Linked DNA regions of Homo sapiens: region 1 is linked to region 2. Evidence: chromatin contacts called from ENCODE Hi-C or POLR2A ChIA-PET data. All regions are on one chromosome and are shown on one strand. Each heading gives the region's core, a stretch centred on a gene start or an enhancer-like site at or near the end of the contact. The rest is flanking DNA. Distances are from core to core; before and after follow the strand shown.

Region 1 (3,437 bases), core at 610-3,109, 55 kb before region 2:
GCATCTAGCTATTTATGCATTCTGATAATCTTTGTATTTTAACTGCAATATTTAGTTGCATTTATTGAATCACAAAATATTCGAATTTATAGCTATCGTCTATTTGTCCCCTCCCTGCCCCGTCTTGTATTTATTTTTCTCTCCATTCTTGCCTGCTTTACAGTTGTTTGGGTTGGTTTAATCATTCTTTTTCCTCCTCCAATAATTTGGATAACTATACACAGTATTTCCAGTCCTACAGTGTTTATCCCAGTAATGACAATCTGGATTCTTAAATTCGTCAAAGTGTATTTGGTATCTATCTTCACCTTCCTCCTGAAGAATATAAGGATCTTAGAACACTTTAACTCCATTCACCCAAGTAAATGCCATCACTGTTGTGTATTTTAAATCTGTTTTTATCCAGAAGTCATTGTTATTGTTTCACACTATCGCTGTTCTTCATTTTTCTTTATTCCCAGTTGCATCAGACCTCCGTCTGGGATCATCTTTTTCCTGCCTGAAGTTCCAGCTTTGGAATCTCCCTCCGGAGGGTCTACCAGTGGCAAACTCTTAAGTTTTTGTATTTGTAAGTGCTATGATTTCACCTACGTTCTGGATACATGTGCCTCATACTGGGTACATAATTCTTGAAATACATTTTCACTGAATATATAATTCTAAGATGATGGTTATTTTCTCTCTGGCTTTGTTGCTCTTGATGAAAAGTCAGGTGTGAATCTATTATTCTCTTTTTCTATGTGCCAGAAAGAGGTGTTGGATTTTATTGTGAGGGAAATAGGGAGGAAAATTTTTAAGCACAGGGTGACCCCGTCAGATCTGCATTTTAGAAGCACACTCTGGCACTGTGTGGCTGAGATCGGAGGGAGGGCAGCTCCGCGAGGTCTCTGCTGTGGTCCAGAGAAAAGACGGGGCGAACCTGGGAGGTGGGTGCGGTGAGGGCAGGCAGACCCGAGTCCCCGAGGGGATGCCGGAGCGACAGAAGTTGGGGTCAGTACAGGAAGGAGCAGGGACGACGCCGGGCTCCCAGTGAGGAATGGAGGCGCGTTAGCGAAAAAGGAAGGGGGGTGGGGAATCAAGAGTTCGTCTCGTGCCACAAATGGTTGAGCCCCCACTAAGCACCTAGCGCCCAGTACACGCGGGTTTGGGGAAGGCTGGGGCAGCGCGGCGGCAAAATCCGTCCCCGGGGGACCTCAGCTCCACCGCGGCCGCTCCTGCCGCGAACGAGGGCCCGGCCCGGGAGCCCTCGAGGCAGCGCCCGCGTCTGACCCGTGCGTCTGGGCACCGACCACCGAGGGTCGGGTGGATGGACAAATGGAAGGGCGGATGGAGGGGTGGGTGGACGGACGTGGAGACACTGGCCAAACTGCGCCGCGGAGAAGGCCGGATTAGGGAGACCTCGGCCCTGCGACGTCCGGACACGGTGGGAAGCCTTTTGGGTCCCGGCTCTCCTGCAACTCGAGGGGCTGCGCCTCGGGCCCAGTCTCCTCCGCTGCGGGAGGTGAGCAAATGGCCTCCCCGCTCTGAGCCTTGACTTTGTCGTCGGCTCCACTGGGCCCTGCCACTTCGGCCCCTGGCAGTCACCGGGAGGCTATGAGGCGCCCGCCTGGGTATTAAGGATCACGTCCCGCCCCGGCGTCACAGCAAGACGGGGCGCGCGAGCCTCCGCCCCGCCCCAGCCGGTGACCGAGCCAAATAAGTCCCACGGCAGCGCTCGCGGCTCGCGGCCCGCGGCCCAATCGCAACCCGCGGGGGCGGGCCCCGGGGGCGGGGTTCCGATGGGGGCGGGGCTCGGGGGCGGAGCTGACCCTCAGGGCGCGAGCCGAGCCCGCGGCCGTTCCGCGCGCTCCCGCCCCGCCCCCTCCTTGCGCGCGCTCGCTCGCTGGCGCCGAGGAAAACGTTGCGCAGGTTCAAAAATGGAACGTCGGCGGCGTGAGGGAGCGCGAGGGGGTGTGCGCGCGTGCGCGTGCGCGTGCGCGCCCGGACGAGGGTGACGGGGACCCCGCCAGCCCCAGCATCGCGCGCCGCAGCCGCGGCCCCGCAGCTCCGCCCCCGGCCCGGCCCGGCCCCGGGCCCGCTCGCCCGCCGCCCCGCATGGAGCTGTCAGCCATCGGCGAGCAGGTGTTCGCCGTGGAGAGCATCCGGAAGAAGCGCGTGCGGAAGGTGAGGCTGCCCGGGGGCGGCTCCCAGGACCCCAGTGGGGTCCCTCCCGTCCCCAGCACCGCTCCCTCCACGCTGGGGCTGAAGGGGAAAGCGGGGCGCGGGGGCCCCGGCAGCCCTGCGCTGCTGGGCCCGTCTCCCCAGCCCGTGCCTCAGTTTCCCTGCCACCGTGTAGGGCGAGTAGAACAAAAGTTGTCGCTCCAGGATGCTAGTGGCGGCCGAGCCTGCCTGAGCTGGAGATTAGGATCGGACGTAGGGATCCTCAGCGCCATCCCACCTCGCTCCCCTTTTATTGTAAATATGGGGAGACTGAGGCCCAAGTTGAAAGGACTTGCCTAGCGCGTTATGGTCAGAGCTGGGTTTTGAACTCGGGACTCTGGACGCTTGGCACCAAATCCTTTCAAGTTGTAAGTGGAGCTTTGGAAAAGTCTCCTCCGGCCTCTGAAGTTTTTCCTGCTGGACTTTGGCCTTTTCCGATCCTGCCCCCTCTACGCCACCCGAGCACATCCCTATTCCCCGCCCCCACCCCCACCTCAACTCCTAGCCCAGGCCAGGGCTCTGAAGCCCGCCCCCTGCGCTGGGGCATCCCCTAGTCTCCTACCCCATCTGCCTTCTTCAAAACATACACCCTGCAATTTAAGGAGGTGTCTGTTCTGCTGGTTTCAGAACCCCACACTTTGGGGCTAGACTTTGTCCGGGCCTGGCGTCTACACCTCCCGTGCACTTGTTTGGCGAGGGGGCTCGCCTAAGGCTGGGGAAATCCTTGGGGAGAAGTTCCTTTCCTGGTACGCACTACTGTCCTTCCTTTGTCTCCTCCTCCCTGCAGCCCTTTGGGAGGCTCCAGGCCGACTGGGAGGGGCCTTAGGGGGTCACCTCCTCCCATTTAACAGAGACAAAAACTGAGGCCCAGGCAGAGGAAGTGACCTGCTCAAGGTCACCGAGCAAGTTAGATAGGGAGGTAGAGCAGGAGCTCAACTGGGCTGATTGGCAGCCCATCTTCTTTCTCCATAGAGAAAACTCAGTCCTGGCATCTCGGGCCAAGGGTGAAGGTCAAGGTGGTCAGGAGCATCTTTTCTTCCTCCAGCTGTGCTTGGGGTTTTACTCTTCTGATTGAGGCAGCTGTTCCTCCTCCTTCTCCTTTTTCCTAGGGTTTTCTCCACTTAAAAGAGAATTGATTTATTCCACAAAGCTCAGTGCTTTTCGTGCTGTGTAGCCTGAAGCAGGCACAGCACTAACTCCCTCTACGATGGAGCCCGCAGGGTAGCACAAGAGGGCGA
Region 2 (3,673 bases), core at 481-2,980:
GATCCACCCACCTCGGCCTCCCAAAGTGCTGGGATTATAGGCGTGAGCCACCGCGCCCCGCCAGGATTGTGACCCATGCGCTCACCTCCTGTCTCCCCGAGGGCCTGAGCTCCTTTTCTTTGGCCTGTCTGATTGATGGTTGCCCATCTACTTTCTATTCTGCTTTCTGGAAAACCCCTGAGCATTTCAAGCCTCCAAGTCCTGAGAATTTCTGCAGCTTTCCCAAGCAGGAAGACCAGGGAGAGGAGAAGAGAAGGAGATGCTGGCAGGGGCAGCAGGGCCGGGGTGACCTCTCCCAGCTCAGGGCCCTAGCTCTGGTCTTTCCAGGGATGGATCTCCCATCCTCCCAGTATTTCTGCCACCCATCCTCTAACCCATTAAAAATAAGAAAAGTGAATAAAATTCTCCCCTTCAAAATAAGAGCTCTTAATATTTCAGTTCAATTAATTCCTGGCATTTTACCTATTCATGTTATTTTATTTTATTTTTTTAGTTTTAGTAGATAAGGGGGTCTCCCTGTGTTGCCCAGGCTGGTTTGGAACTCCTGGCCTTTAGTGATGATCCTCCCCTCTCAGCTTCCCAAAGTGTTGGGATTACAGGCATGAGCCATTTTGCCTGGCCAGGCAGGAAAATGGCGTGAACCCAGGAGGTGGAGCTTGTAGTGAGCCGAGATTGCGCTCCAGCCTGGGCAACAGACTGAGACACCCCTTCTCAAAAAAACAAAACGAAACAAAAAATCAGGGTAGCACTTCCATCCCCAGGCCCAGGCCACTCTTCTAAGTGCTGAGAGGATCTGAGCTCACGTGAGGCTGCCCTAGGCCTGCAGGGGCCATTCTCATCTTACAGAGGAGGGGCCAGAGGTGCAGAGAGGTGGGGTAACCTGCCCAGGCCATGGAGCTGGGCCACTTTCCTGGCCAGCCCTGCCAGCCTCTGCATCACGGGCCCTGCAGGAGGGAGCCTTTGGGAACCAGGCTCTCTTCTTCCTAAATTTTAAAATAAAAGCATTTCTCCTGATCATTGAGTTTTTCCGTATATTCCGTGTTACTGGTGTCATTATAAACGGTGAATGTGAATACTGATCATGGAGGAGGAGTGTGTGTTCAGGGTCATCTGCATCCTCCTCTGCCCACAGTGGAGACATCCTTGGAAGAGATGATTTGCCTTGTGCTTCAGAGATCATTGCCTCCCCACACCCTCTCCTAAGACTTTGTATTGAAACAAAGTAATCTTACACAAAGTTCATCAAAGCACTGTGAACAAAATTCCAGATTGCTCCCATCATCCTTTAGTTCAGTTCTCCCAGTTCCAGAGCCCAGGAATGGCAGGAAGCACACAGAGAGAGCACCCTCCCAAGGTGGGGAGCACTAGCCCAGCCATGACTCTTAGGGGAGAGTCTCAGCAGGGGTCTTGGGCTGGTGCAGGCCGGGGAGGCGGCCCGTTCAGAAGCAGCAGTGGGGTGACCACACAGCAGGGCAAAGAGCCTGGGTGGGAGTGGGGATGGCAGGGGAGCCAGAGGAGAAGGAGCCCAGGGCTGGGGCTGGGGCAGCGGGAGGCCAGGGCTGAGGCACAGAAGGGCTGCCAGGCAGGAAGTGGCAGCAGAGGGCCCAGTGGACAGAGTGGGCGGCAGTACCTGATCTGTGCTTCTGGCCACAGCTTCCTTAGCAGACTTGCCCCTGCTTGTCTGAGGCACTAAGTTTCACTTTTGGCAGCTCTCCCAAAAGTCACAAAAGGTCAGCTCTCCCAAAAGTCACAAAAAGTCACTGCTTGATGAGGGTGGCTCCACCCTCTTCCTTTTGTGGGACTGGAGTGGGAGGGCCCTGGGGTGCTTCAGATCCCTCAGGCTCCTTTCTTTCTCTATTTCCTCGGGCTTGGCAGGGGAAGTCTGATGGAGGTGGCTCACCTCCCATCCTCCCACCCCCAATTCCCTCTCCAGGTACAGCCAGACTCAACTCCCTCCCCAGGTATAGTTTACAAAAGAACAAAGGCCAGATGCGGTGGCTCACACCTGTAATCCGAACACTTTGGGAGGCTGAGGTGGGCAAATTACAAGGTAAGGAGATGAAGACCATCCTGGCCAACATGGTGAAACCCCGTCTCTGCTAAAATACAAAAAATTAGCCAGGTTTGGTGGCCTGCGCCTGTAGTTCCAGCTGCTTGGGAGGCTGAGGCAGGGAAATTGCTTGAACCTTGGAGGCAGAGGTTGCAGTGAGCCGACGTCGCACCACTGCACTCCACCCTGGCAACAGAACGAGACCCTGTCTCAAAAAATAAATAAATAAATAAAAATAAAAAAGAAAGAAAAAAGAAAGGAATTGATGGCTGGTCACGGTGCCTGTTATCCCAGCACTTTGGGAGGCTGAGGCAGGTGGATTGCCTGAAGTCAGGAGTTCAAAATCAACCTGGCCAACCGCACTCCAGCCTGGGCAATAAGAACAAAACTCCGTCTCAAAAACTAAACTAAACTAAAATAAATGAAAGGAATAGAAGCCACAGAAAGGAGCAGGGATCCAGACCAGGGCTGACACCATAGACCAGATGCCACTCCCCTGGTGGACAGGGCAGGCTGCAGCCCCCTCCCCACCACCCCACTGACCTTTGGCATTCAGCCTCCTGGCAGGACCCTGAGCCTGATGTGAAATGAGCACTGGGGTCAGGCTCAGGACTGCATCTCCAGCGGATCCAGTGCCCATTATCTAGCCCAGTCCCCAGATAGCACTGGGAGGGGAGGGCAGTGATCCTGACAGTCAGAGGAGGTCCCAAGCACAGAGAGGCTAAGATACTGTCCCCACGTCACACAGCAAATCAACAGCAGAGCTGGAGTGCTGGCCAGGACTTCCTGTGTCCCTTCTCCCCCACAGCTAGCTACTTTGAGGTTCTTCATTGCTCCATGGAAAGGAGCAGGAGAGGAGACACGAGGGAGGGGACTTACTGCTCCTAAAGGGCCTCCCAGGTCAGAGATGAAGGACCTGGACTTCACATTTGCATTCTGGAACCCATGTCCTCGTCTTCATGCATATCAACCAACACCCTTCAGATCATAAACACCAAAGAGCCAGGCCAGGTGCTGTGGCTCACGCCTGTAATCCCAGCACTTCGGGAGGCTCAGGCAGGCTGATGACCTGAGGTCAGGAGTTCGAGACCAGCCTGGGCAACACGGTGAAACCTCGTCTCTACTAAAAATACAAAAATTAGCCAGGCGTGGTGGCGGGCATCTGTAATCCCAGCTACTCAGGAGTCTGAAGCAGGGGAATCATTCGAACCTGGGAGGCAGAGGTTGCAGCGAGCCGAGATTGTGCCACTGCACTCTAGCCTGGTCGACAAGAACGGGACTCTGTCTAAAAGAAAAGAAAAAGAAAAACCAAAGAACCCCTAGGAAAGTTGAATCCCAAGGGCGAGGACTAGGGGCAGTCACTGCGGAGTCTAGGTTCCACACCAAGGAGTCCCATTGAACCTTGCCCAGCTTGTCCCTCCATATCCTCCCGCCCTGCACACCCTGACAGCCCTCTAGACCCTGCATGGCCCCTGGGGTCACAGGAGCTTGGGTGAGAATTTAGAAGGTTCCTGGGAATGGCATCCCCTCCACCCTATCTGTCCTAAATGTTGGGGCTACAGTCCATGGAAGATTCCAGAATGAGCGGGGTCCTGCCAGGAGAGACATCAGATCTGCACACTG

The links. A loop is a pair of places that touch in the nucleus more often than their neighbours do. ChIA-PET counts read pairs that join two places held with the same protein, here RNA polymerase II (POLR2A). Pooled maps may share reads with other maps.
Region 1: a pooled map shows a loop between it and region 2 (2.7-fold over the local background). The contact joins the promoter of CBX7 here to the promoter of APOBEC3H in region 2. A Hi-C loop is called at or near these places in 1 of 168 maps with a recorded cell type or tissue (CD8-positive, alpha-beta T cell), 3 of 37 single-sample maps with no recorded cell type and 12 of 50 pooled maps. POLR2A ChIA-PET finds 5 or more read pairs at or near these places in 11 of 52 experiments (B cell, CD4-positive, alpha-beta memory T cell, GM12878 and 8 more).

The regions. Positions count from the first base shown.
Region 1 is chr22:39,151,102-39,154,538 of GRCh38, reverse strand. It overlaps CBX7 (chromobox 7), which reads left to right and starts at 1,859. Exons shown (of 6, transcript NM_175709.5): 1 at 1,859-2,163. The coding sequence starts at 2,095. RefSeq lists silencers at 1,553-2,122, 2,193-2,242 and an enhancer at 1,700-2,281.
Region 2 is chr22:39,095,301-39,098,973 of GRCh38, reverse strand. APOBEC3H (apolipoprotein B mRNA editing enzyme catalytic subunit 3H) reads right to left here and starts at 1,730. Exons shown (of 5, transcript NM_181773.5): 1 at 1,631-1,730. RefSeq lists enhancers at 312-1,198, 1,529-1,868, 1,199-2,086, 1,409-2,608.